Regions from separate parts of the Homo sapiens genome. Here region 1 is linked to region 2. A link is an interaction called in ENCODE POLR2A ChIA-PET data of the cell type or tissue named here. Cell type or tissue: K562. All regions are shown on one strand. Each heading gives the region's core, and the rest is flanking DNA. Links, peaks and the distances in the headings are about the cores only. Region 1 overlaps MICAL1 (microtubule associated monooxygenase, calponin and LIM domain containing 1). Region 2 has its middle 88 kb from the start of CEP57L1.

Region 1 (4,000 bases), core at 1-4,000, 260 kb before region 2:
TAGTGGAGAGCTTTGTGAATGGCACAGGCCCCCAAAGCCAGGAGTAGTGTCACTGGGTTGGGCACTGGGTAGCAGAGACTACACACCTACCTTCAAGCCTTCTTGTACCCCAGCTGCTGCTTGCTGTCCCTCCCCTCCTGCTGCCCTTCCTCCCCTCAGTGGGGCTAGGTTCTTGTCTCTAGTTGGCTTTTCTCCCTGACATCCCACAGGGAACCCTCAGAGCTGCAGGGGCTGGGAGCTCTGGAAGCAACTGCTTGGGCACTAAAGGTGGCAGAGAATGAGCTGGGCATCACACCGGTGGTGTCTGCACAGGCCGTGGTAGCAGGGAGTGACCCACTGGGCCTCATTGCCTACCTCAGCCACTTCCACAGTGCCTTCAAGAGCATGGCCCACAGCCCAGGTGACCTGAAGGAAAGGCGGGCAGGATAACTGGGATGGGGAGGTGTGTGTGTGTGTGTGTGTGTGTGTGACAGAGGGAGAAGGCGGTGTGTGTGTGTGTGTGTGTCAGAAAGAGGAAGAAGGCGCCCTCTGAGGGCCAGCCTGGGAGAGGTGTCCTTCTGGGTTGGAGAGTGACTGTCTGTTCTGAGAGTACAGTATTGGCACCCCCCATCCACACTGATGCCCTGGCTCTCCCCGCAGGCCCTGTCAGCCAGGCCTCCCCAGGGACCTCCAGTGCTGTATTATTCCTTAGTAAACTTCAGAGGACCCTGCAGCGATCCCGGGCCAAGGTGGAGAGTTTAGGCAGGGCTGGAGCTGAGCAGGGAGGAGTGGGCAGGGGGGTACCCAGTGGAGATCCTGGGGTGATGGTGAGGACATTCAGAAAGTGGGGAGGACTGGGACCTCAAAACATCACACTTAGAGCTGTTAGGACTTATTGCAGGAAAATGCAGAGGATGCTGGTGGCAAGAAGCTGCGCTTGGAGGTGAATGCAGGCAGGGGCGGGTCGGTCTCCTACCCCACATTTTATCCCCTTTCCTGGTACTGTCTTCCCTATTTCTCATCCCATGTCTTGTTCCCCACCCCAGGTCCTGTAACCCCCCCATCCAGCCTCCCTGCCTAGTCTCACTCCCCTTCCCTTCAGCCCCTTGTGTTCATCTGTACGCATCCCCTCCCAGCTGGCCCTGCCCCTCTACCCTCCCTGCCTGAGCACTTACCTCCTTAGATGGAGGCCGAGACCCCAAGTACTGAGGTGCCACCTGACCCAGAGCCTGGTGTACCCCTGACACCCCCATCCCAACACCAGGAGGTGAGAGCCAGGCTTTGTGTGCAGGCAGAGGCCCGGGGAGGGCAGGGCAGGGGCGTTTCATGGGAGGGAAAGAACTTTGGAGCTGGCCTTGGCTCCACCTGACCCTGTGTCCTGGGGGTCCACGCAGGCCGGTGCTGGGGACCTGTGTGCACTTTGTGGGGAACACCTCTATGTCCTGGAACGCCTCTGTGTCAACGGCCATTTCTTCCACCGGAGCTGCTTCCGCTGCCATACCTGTGAGGCCACACTGTGGCCAGGTGGCTACGAGCAGCACCCAGGAGATGGTGAGTGGGCCTGGGAGACCTCCAGAGAGACTCTGGGCCTGGCCCTGCTTGGGGGACACAGAGCTTGAGGTAGAGAGGCACAGGATGGAAACAGGCTCAAGATGGCACTTCGTTCTCCTGAGCTCAGGGTCTTCTCTGTCCCCTGCAAAGCTCCAGATGTGTGGTTCTGAGGAACAGGAGGCTGGCAGAAATTCACCTGCAAATCTGTCTTGTTTTCCCCACCTTCCTTCATAAACTGTTGCGTGTCTGGGCACTGGGCTGCCCACACCAAATGCCTCCTCCCCTCTCTACCCTTTCCAGGACATTTCTACTGCCTCCAGCACCTGCCCCAGACAGACCACAAAGCGGAAGGCAGCGATAGAGGCCCTGAGAGTCCGGTAAAGACTGAAGGCGTGTATGTATATTGGGGCATGGGAAGAGGAAGAGGGTCTCGTCAAACCAGCGCTTTGCTGGGGGTAACTGAATGTCGTCTTCTACTAGCATGTAAGCTCTGTGAAGGCAGGGATGCCTGTCTGCTTACACTTCTTGTTCTCTCAAGTATCTAAAACACAGCCAGACACTGTTTGTAAATGGTTTTAAGTGAATGAATGCCAAGGCTCACCTTTGCTCCGAAGGGGTGGCCTCACCCCCCGACCTCACTCCACATGGTGGCTTTTCCAGGAGCTCCCCACACCAAGTGAGAATAGCATGCCACCAGGCCTCTCAACTCCCACAGCCTCGCAGGAGGGGGCCGGTCCTGTTCCAGATCCCAGCCAGCCCACCCGTCGGCAGATCCGCCTCTCCAGCCCGGAGCGCCAGCGGTTGTCCTCCCTTAACCTTACCCCTGACCCGGAAATGGAGCCTCCACCCAAGCCTCCCCGCAGCTGCTCCGCCTTGGCCCGCCACGCCCTGGAGAGCAGCTTTGTGGGCTGGGGCCTGCCAGTCCAGAGCCCTCAAGGTAACCCATCCTCACAGATGTGCTGACCCAGGGTGGGACAGGGTGGGAGCACTGGCTTCCTGCAGAGGAATTCTGGGGAATACAGAGGGAAGTTGTGGGGATCCCAGGCCGTGGCAGCCTCTCCTCTGCTCCATTCTTCTCAGTTCCTCCCATGCCCCAACACATACATTCAGTCTTTACCAGACTTGCAGGGCCTCCGTCACCACCATGCTCTTTGTTGCCTGACTGGGGCAGGCGCTGGAGGCAGTAGAACGTCTCAGTTCTTCTTCTCAGCTCTTGTGGCCATGGAGAAGGAGGAAAAAGAGAGTCCCTTCTCCAGTGAAGAGGAAGAAGAAGATGTGCCTTTGGACTCAGATGTGGAACAGGTGAGTGGGCCAGCGTGCAGCCACAAAACGCTCTCCAGCCCACTACAGGAGAAACCTGCACTGGTCCACTGCACCCTTCTCTTGGAATGTCTTCTCACTTGGCCTGTCATATCTCTGGCCTCTACCTTTTCTACCAGAGCTTACCCCACTTCAGCACGGGTTATTTTCTGCCTTTCCAAACAACACTCCTATCCACCAGGGGGCCCAGGCCCTATCCCTGACTGGCCTGACCCTCCTATAGGCCCTGCAGACCTTTGCCAAGACCTCAGGCACCATGAATAACTACCCAACATGGCGTCGGACTCTGCTGCGCCGTGCGAAGGAGGAGGAGATGAAGAGGTTCTGCAAGGCCCAGGTGAAGCCCGGGGGTTCCCAAAATTCTGATGGGGTCAAAGTTCTGAGACTGAGATCAGAGTTCCTCCAGTGCTCTGTTCTTGAGCAACCTAGAGACTCCTGGATATTCTGTCTTGTACCCCTCAGACCATCCAACGGCGACTAAATGAGATTGAGGCTGCCTTGAGGGAGCTAGAGGCCGAGGGCGTGAAGCTGGAGCTGGCCTTGAGGCGCCAGAGCAGTGAGTGACAAGCTAGGACACCCCTCTGCCTTCTAGCACTGTGTTCAGCTCCACGCTCCAGCCCGTAGGAGTCCCAGTGGCTATGCCACACAGCTAACACATACCTGTGACACCCGGCTCTCCTGTCTCCCCTAAGCCTGTAACTCCTGTGGTGCTGGCTGGAAGCCTCCTGATCACCCTACCCATCTTCCTTCTTCTCAGGTTCCCCAGAACAGCAAAAGAAACTATGGGTAGGACAGCTGCTACAGCTCGTTGACAAGAAAAACAGCCTGGTGGCTGAGGAGGCCGAGCTCATGATCACGTAAGGGGAAGGGGATGGTGACAGTGGCCCATGGGCCAGGCTCCAGCCCCTTGGGCACCTTAGACAGCTCTGCTTCTACAATCCCTGACCTCCACAGGGTGCAGGAATTGAATCTGGAGGAGAAACAGTGGCAGCTGGACCAGGAGCTACGAGGCTACATGAACCGGGAAGGTAGGTGAAATGTGGGGAGAAGCAGACACATCCCAGGGATGTGTCATGCAAGCCTCATGATCTCAGATACTGACCAAGCAACATGATGCTCTAGTCTGTGTACCTCTGAGACAATTCAGGAG
Region 2 (16,625 bases), core at 6,673-10,672:
GCAGGGCAGTCAAATCTTAAAGCTCCAAAATGATCTCTTTTGACTCCATGACTCACATCCAGGTCACGCTGATGCCAGAGGTGCATTCCCATGGTCTTGAGCAGCTTTGCCCCTGTGGCTTTGCAAGGTACAGTCCCCACTCCTGACTGCTTTCATGGGGTGGCGTTGAGTGTCTGCAGCTTTTCCAGGTGCACGGTGAAAGCTGTCAGTGGATCTACCATTCTGGGGTCTGGAGGATGGTGGCCCTCTTCTCACAGCTCCACTAGGCAGTGCCCCAGTGGGGACCCCATATAGGGGCTCCCACCCCACATTTCCCTTCCACACTGCCCTAGCAGAGGTTCTCCATGAGGGCTCTGCCCTGCAGCAAACTTTTGCCTGGACACCCAGGCATTTCCACACATCATCTGAAATCTAGGTGGAGGTTCCCAAACCTCAGTTCTTGACTTCTGTGCACCTGCAGGCTCAACACCATGTGGAAGCTGCTAAGGCTTGGGGCTTGCACCCTCTGAAGCAATGGCCTGAGCTCTACATTGACCATTTTTAGCCATGGCTGGGACTCAGGACACCAAGTTCTGAGACTGCACAAAGCAGCAAGGCCCTGGGCCCAGCCCAGGAAACCATTTTTTCCTCCTAGGCCTCCAGGCCTGTGATGGGAGGGGCTGCTATGAAGACTTCTGACATGCCCAGAAGACATTTTCCCCATTGCCTTGCTGATTAACATTTGGTTCCTTGTTATTTATACAAATTTCTGCAGCTAGCTTGAATTTCTCCTCAGAAAATGGGTTTTTCTTTTCTATCACATCATCAGGCTGCAAGTTTTCTGAACTTTTATGCTCTGCTTCCCTTTTAAATGTAAGTTCCAATTCCAAACCATAACTTTGCAAATCCATAAAACTGAGTGCTTTTGACAGCACCCAATTCACTTCTTGAATGCTTTGCTGCTTACAAATTTCTTTGGTCAGATGCCCTAAATCATCTCTCTCAAGTTCAAAGTTCCACAAATCTCTAGGGCAAGGGCAAAATGCTGCCAGTCTCTTTGCTAAAACATAGCAAGAGTCACCTTTGCTCCAGTTCCCAATAAGTTCCTCATCTCTATCTGAGACCACCTCAGGCTGGACTTTATTGTCCACATCACTATCAGCATTTTGGTCAAAGCCATTCAACAAGTCTCTGGGAAGTTTCAAACTTTCCCACGTCTTCCTTTCTTCTTCTGAGCCCTCCAAACTGTCCTAACCTCTGCCTGTTACCCAGTTCCAAAGTTGCTTCCACATTTTCAGGTATCTTTAGAGCAGTACCCCATTCTAACAGTATAAATTTACTGTATCAGTCCATTCTCGTGCTGCTAATAAAGACATACATGAGACTGGGTAATTTATAAAGGAAAGAGGTTTAATTGACTCACAGTTCCACATGGCTGGGGAGGCCTCACAATCATGGCAGAGGACGAAGGAAGAGCAAAGGGACACCTTATGTGGTGGCAGGCAAGAGGACATGTGCAGGGGAACACTCCTTTATAAAACCATCAGATCTGTGAGACTTATTATCATGAGAACAGCATGGGAAAGACCCACCGCCATGATTCCATTACCTCCCACCGAGTCCCTCTCATGACACATGGGAATTATGGGAGCTACAATTCAAGTTGAGATTTGGGTGGGGACACAGCCAAACCATATCACATTAGTTCAAGTAAGCAAATGGTGAGAGGCTGACAGAAAAAAAAAATCACTTAAATTAGTGAAGTGCTCTTTCCTGTTATGATATATATTTGAGTTTCCTTTTAGCTTATGAATAAACATGTGTACTTACATATAGTAGTGATAAAAATTCAAACTATTCCACAGTTCTATTTTAAAATGGCATGTTTTATATTTTTTGTATAATTAATCTTAATTGCAAAAATGTGTATACTTAATGAAAATAAAGCTGTCACCTAAGAAAAAGAAAGAAAGAAAGAGAAACTATGTAAGACAAAAGAGAAAAGACAATGGAGCAGTATTTTAAAGCAATAAAAAATCACCAAACCAGAATTCTATGCTGAACAAAAATATCTTTCCAAAATGAAGGGGAAATACTTCTTTCAAAATAACAAAGACTGAGAATTTGTCCCTTGCAGACCTGAACTACTAGAAATGCTAAAGAAAATTCTTCAGAGAGAAGGCAAATTATGTCCTATGGAAGTTTAGATAATACTAGAGTTTCTCAACCTCAGCAGCTATTGACATTGGGGACTACATAATTCTTCATTGTGAGAGGCTGCCTTGTGCATTGTAGAATGTTTAGCAGCATCCTTGGCCTCTACTCACTTAATGCTAGTAGCAACCAATCATACCCCTCACCCAAATTATGACAACAAGAAATATCCCCAGACATTTCCAAATGTCCCTTGGGGCACAAAATATCTTCTATCTCTACCCCTCTTCTCTGTCCCTTGAGAAACACTGATATACACAAAAGAATGAAAAATGCCAGAAATGATAGGGAAAGATAATCCTGAATGAAGACAATGATGACAATTTGACTTGCAAATAGTATCTCAATATCTTTTGTTTCTTTGTGATTAATGTAATAGTTAATTCCTAACTAGTTGCTAAAGAACTAATTTGTATGCATAGGTAAGATATAACTTGTAACACAGGAATAGAGAACAAGGAATTTTAAAATCAAAATAATATATACTTATTATAGAAAATTTAGCAAACATATAAAAGTAAAAAGGGGAACTTCATTATCCTGCCATCCAAACATAACATTCATTAGCATTTGGTCTAAGTCCTTCAAGTGATTTTTTTTCTATACATACTTGACCATTATGACACACATACATACACACATTAGTTTTTATTAACTAATATTTCATATATAATAATTCCTTATGCTAATGTTAAAAGAAAAACTTTAGACAAATTAAATTTAACAGAGTTTAATTAAGTAAAGAACAATTCATGAATTGGGCAGCCCTCCTAGCCCCCCAACCAGAGTAAGTTCAGAGAGACTCCAGCACTGCTGCACAGTGAAAGAGGATTTATGGACAGAAGAAGGAAAGTGAAGTAACAGAAAAGAGATGTGAGGTACAGAAACAGTCAGATTGGTTACAGCTCAGTGTTTGCCTTATTTGAACACACTTTGAACAGTTGGCTGCCTGCAAGTGGCTGAAGTATGGCTTCTGTGATTGGCTGAGACTCAGTTACTTGTTACAAGAGTAGGTTATGGTCTATTTACAGTCCAGTTAGGTTACACGTCACTATGTAGGGAGAAACCTTACCAAGGGTTCTGAACTTAAAATGAGGCAGCTTTAAGCTAAACTTAATTTAACAATAAAAAATGTTTAATGGCAGAACAATATTCTACCATGTACCGTACTGTTTTTCTTAACTCTTTCTCTTATTGGTGGATATTCAGGCAATCCTAATGTTTTACTTTTATTATAATGCTGCAATAATAATCTTTATGGAAAACTCTTTTTCCCATGTCTTGAGTTATTTTCTTAATAGAAATTTCCAGGGCTTGGCACAGTGGCATACACCTGTAATCCCAGCACTTTGGGAGGCCAAGACTGGAGTGCAGTCGCTTGATCTGAGCTCTCAGCAACCTCTGCCTCCCAGGTTCAAGCGATTCTTCTGCCTCAGCCTACTGAGTAGCTGGGACTACAGGCATGCGCCACCATGCCCAGCTAATTTTTCTATTTTTAGTAGAGACGGGGTTTCACCATATTGGCCAGGCTGGTCTTGAACTCCTAACCTCAAGTGATCTGCCTGCCTCGGCCTCCCAAAGGGCTGGGATCACAGGCATGAGCCACCATGCCTGGCCACAGCCAATAGCTTTTTAAGGGCTAGAACTGTCCTAGTCAATGTGGTATTGCCCTACATTATCGACACAGAAAGTACTTAGCAGAAATTCAGTCAATTGTTCCGTGCCTTTAAGCTGAATTTAAAACTGTGAAATAGATCTCTAACAAAGAACAGCGTTTACACTAGCCAAGTTCTGCAAACTATACATGTCGAGAAAAACAAAACCTACCCTAGCGAAAGGATATTCCTGAAAGCCAGTTTGCCCATACATTTCTACTAATTTCAAATGAATTTTTCAAATTGCAGTATCACTCTTACCTGCAACAGAAGCAAAGGTAAATTTTCAGGGGTGTACTCCCTTCTTAGGCAGCTCTCTAGCTCCCTCTGCACGGCATCTGCCTGAACAACAAGGGGCTTCGACTCGGCCACCTAAACCCAAATAACTAGTTTTAACATCCCAAATTAAAGAACTGTAAAATTTCAAATATCACAAAATCAGACATTTCCAAGGAAATAATGGTCTGCTCTGATTCAGTGGTAAGCTGAATAGTGGACTGTTCTCATAAATACTGTTAATAGCATCAGCTGTTTGTCTGCAAAAATACTGTTTCTGCTAAAAGTTACCAGTCAGCAAAATCAAACTTATTGTCATATTGAAATAGCCCACTGTCTTACTCACCTGTAAGGTTTTCTTCAGTGCTAGTTCCCTCTCTCTTCTAAAGTAATAAATATCCTTTGGCATTTGAATAGAGCTGCAGAAAGATTTATGCAATATAAGTGGTAATTACAGAAGCTGTAATCGACCAGATTATAGATAGACCATGATTAATCTGTAACTCTTCACAACTGCTCATTTCTGAATAAGTATATCATATTATACTGGATTATTGAGGGCACGCAAAGGCCACATCCTTTTGTTTTGGTTAGAATCTTTCTTGATTCTTCTTTGATTAGCATGTTTGCTAAACTTTTCCCTGGGCCAATTTTTCTCTCCCCTCCCCAAACAAACAGAGTATTTCGTTCTACCCTTGATTCACTTCACTATTTCCTACTGCAGAATAAAGGGAGGGACACAATGGTGAGGATTTTTATTTCCCCACCTGAATTCCCTCCAGCAACCTTATCTCTGACAAATATTGTGCCTCTCAGATCCCATTTTCACCCTAGTTGGCACATAAAACCAGTATCGTGTAATTTAAAATAAAATGCTTTTATTTTTGTGTTCTTGATGAATTATCTGCTGGGGGGTGGGAATGACTCTTAAATATCAAACATGAAATACTTCAGGAATCATTTTAACCAAACTTAATGCTTCAGGAAAATTATTGATTCGTAGGAAAAACATTTATAGCAGAAGTGCCTGTTTAAGCAGCCTTGTGGATTCCTGTTCACACCCACTGATGAGGGACCTGTTGTTTTTACCATGGACTCTGATACAAGGAGGCACAAGCTGTGGGGTCACCTGGTAAGGGGGTGGACCCTGGGTCAGGAACAGCAGAGTGCTCCACATTTGGGATAAGATATATCCCAAGGTTTGGCAGCTTTGAAAACATCAGGAAACAGCAACCCTGATGCAGACATCACTTTCTCAAGATAGTATTTTGCAGACATTGGTAAGGGGCCACAGCAGGTAGTCTGGAACACAGGTGAGAGACCACCTAGAGATTATGCAGGAGGTGTAAGCAGTGACATTTAGGTTATTATTGTTCATATGGCCTATGAGTTCCCAGATAAGTTTTAAGGGAAGATAAAAATACACTGTTAGTTTGTACACTTGCCAGCAATTTCCCCCACTGCAGGCAGTGGTTCTGTGAAAAGAACCCCAGGCTGACAGTCAAGAAATCCATCAGTCAAGTGAGCCTAAGCAACCCATTTAGACACATTGTGTCAAATTTCCACCCCTGAAGTTGGAGATAATGCCCCTCTTATCTCCTAATATCTTCGCTTTAATGGAAAAAGAAAAAGAGGTGAGCTCTGAAAGGGATTTGAGAATAAAACCGGTAATAAACCTGAGGTATAATTTCTGTCATTCTGAATCCTGGCTGCAGCCTTGTGGCGGTGGGGAATGAGTAACCAACCAGAAAAGGGATCAGCTATTACTAGGCAGCTAGAGAAACACAAGAAACTTTCCCCTGCCCTCTTGTCTTCTTATCTTTGGCATACTGGGAGATGGGGAGGGTCATGGGCTTAGCTACCCAGCCCTCTCTCACTCAGATCTTGTCTTTCCTCTCAGTTAGCCTCAAAGTGCCTGTGAATGACCCTGAAGAGACTGGTGAACATAAGTAGTGTGTACATCAACCTGCAAAAAGAGATTTACTCATACGTTCATCAAGCATTGTTCATTCAACATACATTCATTCATTTATTCATTCAGCAAGAATTTATGAAACACTTAACCACTGCAAAGTCTTGGGTTTGTGGAGTAAAACAAGGGAAAGGATGCAAAAAAAACGGGGGGGGGGGGGCGGAAATGTTTAAGACACACAGTTCTTCTCCAAGCCTCAATAGATTTTTCAATCTAGTGGAATGAGAATGTTAAAGTGATTATCAGGAGTGGATATTTCCATGTTCCTTGGACTCTAGAACCTAGCACAGCACCTGGAAAACAGAAGGTGCTCAAGAAGTATTTGTTAGGTGCAGTGTTGGGTGATTTGGGGGAGTAGACAAATAAGGCTATCCAGGATTTCCCATCACTCGATTCTAAGAGACATCAGAAAGCCTTTCTTATCCCAGTGTACACTGGGGAGTCACTTGCCTGACATTCTGACATTTAAATCATAATAATATCAACACTCCATCTTTGCATTGTGTTTTCTAGTCTTAAAAATACTTTAACATGCATTATTTCATTATCCTCACAACCTTATGTAGGTAGGCAAGGTACTAACCTCATTTTTCAAATAAAGAAACCAAAATTGAGAGAAATTATGACTTGCATGGTTCCATGATCTTTCCATCTCATCACACAATCTGATTTGCTTCAGACACCTAATGGTTTTAAATACTAATTAAAAAACATATGAAATGCTGGTTCTTCAGAATTGTCTTTGGAATGAAGTACTAATTCACCTGCTTACTGCATCTTCTGACCTCTCCAAACCTCTCACCATCCACATTGTGTTTTCTCAATGATTCAACCTAACAGGGTTCTTATATTGCTCCTTTTGATCAGTTGTGGCAGTATCAGAAACAGGGATATGAAGGTCCTGGGTCCATGAGACTTGCCATTAGGGGCTGATCTGTGTCTCTTGTTTCTCTACAATAACTTGATTGCTGTTGTTGGCAGCACTTACCTATAGAAGAGCTCCTAATGAAACAGGCTGGCTGGCTTCCTGTTGTGATCTGCTCTAGAGGAGAACAGAAGCCCCTACTCAAGCCCTAGCTTACCTAACTCTCAGCAAATCAGTAACAAAAGACCCAAGGAGTTATTAACAGCAAGTTCCTACTTTGGGGGGATAGAGACTTCCACAAAGCCCCACAGGTGCAGTTAGAACTAAAACTCAACCTATAGTTACCCCTTCCTCATTTTTGTGCTAAGAATAATGCCTTGGGTGGAGATTTAAAATGCTAATGCTACATTTGATGTATGAAGAAGCATGTTGAGCCACTGTATGAGCACTAGAAACCACACCCCCCGCACCCCGCCATATGTGCCCTGATGTAACCCTTCTCTATCAAAGGATGCTATAAAACTAACGCACACACTACCCTTGGAGAGCATCTCTTTCCTTTTCCTTTCTTGGTGCTGGCTCCCTTGTGCACAACCTGAATACACTTACCTTTGCTGCTGCTCTGTTTGGTGATCTCTCTTGATTTCTATCCTGGGAGACAGCAAGAATCCAGAGTGCTGATAACACTCACAGAACATTGTTTTGCATAATGTATTACTAAGTGCCTACCATTATTTCAGCTTTTAAATTTCTCACCAACATCAAAGTCAAATTCAATTAAAATATTATTGGGTAAAATGAGATCTCCTTTCATTGAGTATGATTTGTATTATAGCTCCTGTAACTTCAAGACAATAGCATTAATTAACATGTAAAAACACTTACATTTTCCTTGGTAAGACTTTTGCTTGGATCTGTCTTAACAAATCTAGAATATAGAAAAATCTTAGAGGTAGCAATCAGGTTAGAAATGGGTACCTGAAACTGCTATTATATACTATTTATCTGAACTGGAGATAATGCCAATTGTCTATGTAAAAAGAAGAGAGGGTGCTGATGTAGATTACGGAGTGAGAGTGGGGAGTAAAGCCCCTGAAGATCACACCTTCTCAGTGCCACTATTTACCTGTAAACTCGATTAGCTGTTCCCTGAAGAGCTCCCTGCTCTTCTATCTCAGACTTCAGTTCAGTCAGTTGCACAGCCAGTTTTTTCTCCAACAGCTGGACCCTTTCTGTGGAAGTGATCTTATAAATTTCATCCATGATTTGTATTTGCTGTTTTTCTGTATCCCTGAAAAAGAGGATCACAAATCTTGATGCCCTCAGTGACCATTATCCAGCATGTTGAACTTTGTCTATCTTTGTCCAAGAAATCATGTCAACTTTGTAGAAATGCATGCATTTTGCTATTAGACTGTTGTCATTTGTGATTTAATTAACATCTAGTAAACAGTAGAGAAAAAGTAGGTTAGAATCTCCACTGGCCATGCCTTTGATTAGCCCAGTTCACCTTCAAAAACATCTCTGCTTCAGCTTTGGCTGTGGGGTTTAATAAGTGAGAATGCACCCCCCACCACCCCTCACCTCTGCAGTCTTGATAAATGTTTGTGGGGATTACACAGTAACTTCTGTGAATGGCAGTTATTGCTGACTTCTAATAGAAAATTGTACTTCCGCATTTGAATGTGTTTTCTTAATTTTGACTGCCTACATTTAGCATACCGGTTTTACCATTAAATAACAGCTGATAACCTCCCACCCCACCTCACCTGGTTCACAGTCTGTCAAATTCAACATAATTGTTTGTTAAGTACTTAGTATCAACATTCTAATTAACAATGTAGATTAACTGCATGACTCAGAAGTCCTGGGACCCATAAGTTGCAGGGGATTCAACAGATGATGTATTTCCTTGTGTTACTGCTGCCCTCACCTGTCCTGGACAAGTATGAGTTAAGTCTCTCTTAGGCCACATTAGAGAGATTTAAAATACTTAAACCTTATTTTTTTCCTGTGATATTTCTAGACTCTCATCTTTCCTTTTGAGATATTTCATTTTCTCAAGTTAATATGCTGTCATTTCAACAAATAATTAAGCTGTAGAGATGTTTTGTGTAGAGGCTTCCTTTGGGAGCCCATTTATTCTTTTTCTAAATATATGAAAAATGGAAATGAGCATCCATGTTCAGTCCAGGTTGTGAACCTGCCTAGTAATAAATCTGTCGTGTTTGGCACGCCATTGGAGCTCAATAAAATGCACTGTTATTGTTCTTAGCAAAAGTAAAATGTTGTTATAGAAAATATTTGCCATTTGGCAGTGTCCTTTCAAGTTGGGCAAACAGTTAAACAGCTGCCTTAACAGCTGCATTCCAATCGGCAGCCAAGAGTGGCAGCAACATAGACTGGCTGATTATTCTCCCAAAGGACGGACATTCTGCCTTCATTTCTTGATCAGTTTCAACACTTCACAGCTCAGAAATGAGAACATTTAATCCTGTACTGTTTAGCTTGCAACACAGTCAAGCACAGTATTCAGAAAATTAACATAAAGGGGTCAGTCTTTGACAACTGTCCATGAAATGAATCCAACCCAGAGAAATACATGCCTGCTGAGCACTCATGTCTAGGTTTAAAGAGACAACTGTTTATTTGGAGGGGTATGGGAGGTGTGCTTCATTTATTGAGAACCTACCGTGTGTCAGGCAAGCACTGGGAACTCATTTAGTCTTAGAAAAGAGATTGCGAGAAAAGAGAATTTCTTCAATCATGTTTTTAAAAATAAGTACATTTAATTATTTGTAATTCATAATTATGTATAATACATAATTTTTATGCATTTAAAACGTGGTTAAAATTTAAGACAAAAATAGTAAGATCAGCTTGAGCAAGGTTTGGGGGTGTTCAATGTGTGGTTACAGCAGGCTTGGATGGGGATAAAGCAGACACGTTTAGAAAAGAAATACTGAGTAACTATTTTAAAAGTTTCAAGGTGATGAGTAAAAGAATAGAAATGCATCTAGATGAGTTCATGTCATTTGTAGGGACATGGATGAAGCTAGAAACCGTCATTCTGAGCAAACTATCGCAAGGACAGAAAACCAAACACTGCATGTTCTCACTCGTAGGTGGGAATTGAACAATGAGAACACTTGGACACAGGGTGGGGAACTTCACACACCAGGGCCTGTCATAGGATGAGGGGAGTGGGGAGGGATAGCATTAGGAGATATACCTAATGTAAATGATGAGCTAATGGGTGCAGCACACCAACATGGCACATGTATACATATGTAACAAACCTGCACGTTGTGCACATGTACCCTAGAACTTAAAGTATAATAAAAAATAGGAAAAAATAAAAATAAAATAAAAATATCCGTACCTATTAAAAAAAAAAAAAGAAATGTATCCTAGAGCTTCCCAAAGAAGTGGGAGTAAGGGGTGAGATAGGACTTTTAAATCCAATAAACGGTGGTCCCCAACCTTTTTGGCAACAGGGATTGGTTTCATGGAAGACAATTTTTCCATGGATGGGAAGCAGCAGGTGGCCAGGCAGAGGGATGGTTTCAGGATGAAACTGCTCCACCTCAGATCATCAAGCATTAGCTAGATTCTCACAAGGAGCACGCAACCTAGATCCCTCACATGAACCATTCACAATAGGGTTCATGCTCCTATGAGACTCCAAATGCTGCTACTGATCTGACCAGAGGAAGCTCAGGTGGTAATGCTTGCTTGCCTGTGCTCACCTCCTGCTGTGTGGCCCAGTTCCTAACAGGCCACTGATGAGTACTGGTCCATGGCCTGGGGACTGGGGACCCCTGCAATAGAAGGTAAGAAAAGTGGTGGTGGGGGGGAACAAAAAGAAGTATGGCAGAATTAAGTTCAAATGTAACAGTAATTATAATAAATGTAAATAGTTAAGCTCATCAAAATACATAAATCAGCACAGCTTCAAGTGTTTTAAAGGCTCCCAAAACTTGATAATGTGATATGTACCAAAATAAAACAATTATTTTTATTCTAGCAAATGCCAGAATTTAAACTGATAAGCATACTGGTCCCATATCACTGTGGGCTAATCCAATTCTCTTTATTGATCTGCACAGATAGATACTCTGTAACCTTGTTGGGTAAACATTTTTGATACGTAGTCATCTTGATCATCAAATGCTTTCAAATCATCTATGCTTTCAAATGAAATACATTACATGCCAGCTTCTGCATTAGTAGGGGTGTGGCTAAGCCATTGTAACAAAAAGACACCATCACCAGTGGCTAAAAGAACAAACTCATGCCTATAATCCCAGCACTTTGGGAGGCTGAGGTGGGTGGATCACTTGAGGCCAGGAGTTCGAGACCAGCCTGGCCAACATGGTGAAACCCCACCTCTACTAAAAATACAAAAACTAGCCAGGCATGGTGGCATACACCTGTGATCCCAGCTACTTAGGAGGCTGAGGCAGAATGGCTTGAACCCAGGAGGCTGAGGTTGCAGTGAGCACCACTCTACTCCAGTTTGGGTGACAGAGTGAGGCTCTGTCTCCAATCAATCAATCAATCAATCAATCAAAGAAAAAAGATCTTTTAAATCTCTCTAACCTAATGGTGCTAATGTAAATGGTCTGGGGTTGTAGAGCAGCCCCACTACTAAATGGGCACTCAACGGCCCGGGTTCCTTCCAAGTCTGCTTCATCATCCCCTAGGCATTGTTCAGATAAACACATTAGTGTTTTCCCTTCATTGTGTCTATAGAACATAGGGGACATGAGATAAATATATTTGATAGTCTGAGTTGAATAACCTGCTTCTACTTCTAGTTTGCTGAGAGGCTTATTTTACTTTTTTCTTGAAAGGGTGAATTATGTCAAATGCTTTTTCTGCATCTATTAATCATGTGATCTCCCTCATCTATTTGTTAATGTGGTTAATTTCACAGATTTTCAAAAGTTAATCCAAAATTGTGTTTTTAGAATAAACTCCATTTGGTCATAATTTGTTATCTTTTTTATAGAAAAATGTATTCAATTTTCTACTATGTTTTTCAGAATGTTTGCATTTATGTTCATGAGAGACATTGGCCTGTCATTTTTCTTATAATGTTTTTGTGAAATTTTGGTATCAACATTATGCTGGCCTCATAAGACATGTTGTGAAGTGTTCTCTATTTTCTGAAGAATGTTTATAATTGCTATATCCTTCCTTAAATACTTGGAATAAATCACCTCTGAAATATAGTAAACTGAAGTTTTCTGTATGGGAGGACTTCAATTACAGATTCAATTTTTTAAACAGATATATAGCTATTCAATTTTCTATTTATTTTTGTGTTCATTTTATTAAGACTTTTAAAAGAACATTTGGATATATAAGCACATTTCATCTAAGTAGATGAATTTTGGGGGGATGTGAGGTTTTTCATAGTATCATACTTTTTAACAGCTTTGTTGAGATATAATTAACACAACATCTGATTAACTCACATGAAATGCACAATCAATGATTTTTATTTAGTATATTCAGAGTTGTGCAATCATTACCACAATCGATTTTAGAACATTTCATTACCCTAAAAAGAAACCCTATTGCCATTACCAGCCACTCCTCATTTTTCTCTAAGCTACCTCTTCTTCCTAACAATAAGCAACCACTAATTGACTTTCTCTCTACAGATTTGTCTCTACAGATTTATATGAACATTTCATATCAACAGAACCATACAATATGTAGTCCTTTGTGACTGGCTTCTTTTACTTAGCATGTTTTCAAGGCTCATCCTTGTTGTAGCATGTATCAGCACTTCATTCATTTTCAATGGCTGAATAATATTCCATTGAACAACTATACTACATTTTATTTGTTCATCAACTGATGGACATCTGGGTTGTTTCAATTTGGGGGCAATTATACATAATATTGCTATGAACATTCATATACAAGGTTTTGTGCACATCTGTTTTCATTTCCCTTGAGTATATGTGTAGGAGTGGAATTACAGGGTAAATATGTTTGACCTTTGAGAAACTGCCAGACTTTTCCAAAGTGGTTGTACCATTTTACATTCCAATCAGCCATGTATGAGAGTTTCAATTTCTCCACAGCCTTGCTAACACTTGTTACTATCTGTCTTTTTAATTTAAGCCATACTAGTTGGTGTGAAGTGGTATCTTATTGTGGTTTTAATTTGCATTTCCCAGTGGCTAATGACGTCAATCATCTTTTCACATGCTTATTGGCCATTTGTATGTCTTCTTTGGAGAAATGTCCATTCAGATCCTTTGCCTATTTTTAATTGGATTATTTGTATTTTATTGATGAGTTGTAAGAGTTCTTATATATTCTAGATACATGTCCCTTATCAGATGTACAATTTGCAAATATTTTCTTCCATTCTGTGGGTCATCCTTTCACTTTCTTGATGTTGTCCTTTTAAACTTCTTATCTTTTTAATATTTATAAAATGTGTAGTGCTGTCTCCTTTTATATTCCTGATATTGGTAATTTCTGTACTTGTCTTTTTTTTTTTTTTTTTTTTTTTTTTTTTGAGATGAAGTCTTGCTCTGTTGCCGAGGCTGGAGTGCAGTGGCACAATCTCAGCTCACTGCAACCTCCGCCCCCCATGTTCAAGTGATTCTTCTGCCTCAGTCTCCTGAGTAGCTGGGATTACAGGCAGGTGCCACTTCACCTGGCTAATTTTTGTATCTTTATTAGAGACAGGGTTTCACCATGTTGGCCAAGCTGGTCTCGAACTCCTGACCTCAGGTGATCCGCCTGCCTTGGCATCCCAAAGTGCTGAGATTACAAGCATGAGCTACCGCGCCCAGCTTGTACTTGCTTTTATCTTGATCAGTCTTATTAGAGATTTATCAATTTTACTAATTTTTTTCAAAGAACCAGTATTACTGAGTTTTCTCTAGGTTATTCATGTCTGCCTTTTCTTTTACTGATTTCTGCTCACCTAACTTAGTAGATCATTGCTTTTACTATCTTGAGTTTAATTTGCTTTTCTTTTTCCAGCTCTTGAGATGGATGTTTAGATAAATAATTTTTAACCTCTCGTGTAATGTATTTAATATTATAAATTTCCCTCTAAGCACTATTCTAGCTACATCACAGAAGTTTTTAATGTTGTGTTTTCACTATATTTTAAATATTTTCTAATTTCTATTATGATTTCTTCTTTGACATAAGAGTTATTTAAAACTGGTTCTTTCTGTTATGGTTTCTAGTATGATTCCACTGTGGCCTGAGAACATATTCCGTATGACTTCAATTTTTAAAAATATGTCAAGCTTGCTTTATAACCCAACATATGGTTATTTTGGTAAATGTTTCATGTATACTTGAAAAAATGTGTATTCTGATGTTGGGAATAGTGTTTTATATACGCCAATTAGATCATATTGGCTAGTCATGTTGTTCAAATCTTTTATATCCATTGATGTAATCACTGATTTTTTAAAGGATATATGAGCTAGGTATATTAAAATCTTATTACAGTGAATTTACCTATTTCCCCATTTTGTCCTCAACACATTAGTTATATATATATATATATATATATATATATATATATATATTTAATTTTTAATTTTATTTTTTGAGACCGAGTTTTGCTCTTGTTGCCCAGGCTGGAGTGCAGTGGCACGATCTCGGCTCACTGCAACCTCCACCTCCTGGGTTCTAGTGATTCTCCTGCCTCAGCCTCCCGAATAGCTGGGATTACAGGCATGCGCCACCATGCCTGGCTAATTTTTTATTTTTAGTAGAGATGGGGTTTTTCCATGTTGGTCAGGCTGGTCTCAAACTCCTGACCTCAGGTGATCCACCTGCCTCAGCCTCCCAAAGTTCTGGGATTACAGGCATGAGCCACCACACCCGGCCCATTGTAAGGTTTTTATTCTTTGGCTAGTGTTTTTTTTTTTTTAACCGAAGATTTCTACCCTTTTAGAGGTTTTAGTTTAGCTCTTTAACCTCCTGCAGCTTCAAAATCTGGCAAACGTCTAGAGAGGAAAACTGGCCAAGTGTTTTGTGCTGGCTTCCTCTCTCCTGTGGGGTGTTGTCTCCTAAGCTAATCTCAGATTTTACCTGCCTTTCCAACTTCCTTCTTAGGTGTGCCTTCTGAGCCTTTTGATTGATAGATTGACATTTCTCTTTTTCCTCATCTCTGAAATTCTGTCCTTCAAAGGTTCGAACTTAGTTTCCCACCCCATGAAAGTTCAAAATCTGGCAAAAATTTGAGGGAGAGAACTGTCGTATATTTGACGCAGTTCCTCCTTCTAGCAGGGTTTATCTTTTAAGCATGGCAAGACTGCAGATTTTACTTTGCCTTTCTAGACCAGCCCCCCAGACTCCTTCACACCTTGGCATTCAGCAAATATCCAATGGGTATATTTCAGACATTAGATTCAACTCTGCCATTCCTGCAGCCATGGCCTTCAAAAGTCTCCCTGGCTTCTGTTTGTCGCATTTGGGTTCTTATGCCAAAACTGTCACTGTGACTAGAATTGGTAGATTGGCTAAGGAAGCAAATAGCCAGGGACTGTCAACTCACCTAGGAAGGCTCTTTCATTTCTGGAATTTTGGTTCTTCTAGTCTTTGTTGCTTCTATAACCTTCCAATGTCTTTCAACATATGACTGTAACTTAACTGTTTTCATGATGTGGCCTTTACTAAATCTTACCCAAAGTAGCCAGGCACAGTGGCTCATGCCTGTAATCCCAGCACTTTGGTGTAATCTTGGCTCACTGCAACCTCTGCCTCCTGGGTTCAAGCGATTCTTCTGCCTCAGCCTCTTGAGTAGCTAGGATTACAGGCGCACACCACCACGTCCAGCTAATTTTTGTATTTTTAGTAGAGACGGGGTTTCACCATGTTGGTCAGGCTGGTCTTAAACTCCTGACCTCATGTTCCGCCAGCCTCAGCCTCCCAAAGTGCTGGGATTACAGGCATAAGCCACTACGACCGGCCCCAAAGAAACTTTCTTAAACTTTGGCTCCCACCGCTCCATATTATTGTCTCTTTTACCTCAAATAATAATAAACCACCTCATTATCTGTTCATGGAAGCATTTTTTTAAAAAATTACCAAAGATCAAAAGAAGCATGTGTGAAAGCAAAATGTACACACTGCTCTGCTGTTATCAGAGCATTATCAACATGTACATTGTAGTCAGAAAATATCTTGCACCCTGAGAGAAATAAGCAAACAAAAACAGGGTCACTGTCATTCATTTTCCCAAAATAAAATAATCCTTAAGTTTTGTTTATAATTTACTAATTCCTTTAATAAAAGCAATTTTATTGCCAACTTTTGCAATGATAATAGATGAAAATCTGTGATGATCTTTGTGGCTATGACAATCATGTGAGAAAATCGCTGTCTTTTCTACCATGATTGGACAACTACAAACTTGGTAATACTGGTAATTTTGTGGGTTTTCCTTTTTTTTTTTTTGTATTTTTTTATTTGATGAGCCAGTTCTTTTAAAACTTGGGAGTTGCTTGCAAACTTTCCTTGAAAGTAAACTTTCCCCCCTAAATCCTTTGTCTATATTTCTTTGACAATTGTGTAGATTCCTCTAAGATTTTGTGTATGCATCAACCAGGGTAAAGTCCACCACATTGTCCATGAAGAGCAACTCAAGGGCTGTTCGAGGTATACA

What was found. ChIA-PET counts read pairs that join two places held together with the same protein. Peaks named below come from ENCODE experiments on the same cell type or tissue, not always from the same donor. Only the 100,000 strongest peaks of a DNase experiment are listed, where the experiment ranks them.
Region 1: POLR2A ChIA-PET joins it to region 2 with 5 read pairs; 3 of 35 experiments call an interaction of 5 or more read pairs at or near these places.

What each region holds. Positions count from the first base shown.
Region 1 is chr6:109,444,603-109,448,602 of GRCh38, reverse strand. It overlaps MICAL1 (microtubule associated monooxygenase, calponin and LIM domain containing 1), which reads left to right. Exons shown (of 25, transcript NM_022765.4): 13 at 210-400; 14 at 640-728; 15 at 881-922; 16 at 1,163-1,246; 17 at 1,374-1,530; 18 at 1,831-1,907; 19 at 2,191-2,467; 20 at 2,741-2,832; 21 at 3,074-3,187; 22 at 3,313-3,406; 23 at 3,608-3,707; 24 at 3,805-3,878. Among named protein-coding and RNA genes, the nearest start is that of SMPD2, 5.9 kb to the right of the region's middle. RefSeq lists a silencer at 548-597. In K562, for the core only: a CTCF peak has its summit at 3,029 (motif pointing right); DNase peaks (open chromatin) are centred at 532, 2,342 and 3,026.
Region 2 is chr6:109,175,554-109,192,178 of GRCh38, reverse strand. It overlaps the pseudogene CCDC162P. Among named protein-coding and RNA genes, the nearest start is that of CEP57L1, 88 kb to the right of the region's middle. In K562, for the core only: a CTCF peak has its summit at 8,896; a DNase peak (open chromatin) is centred at 8,868.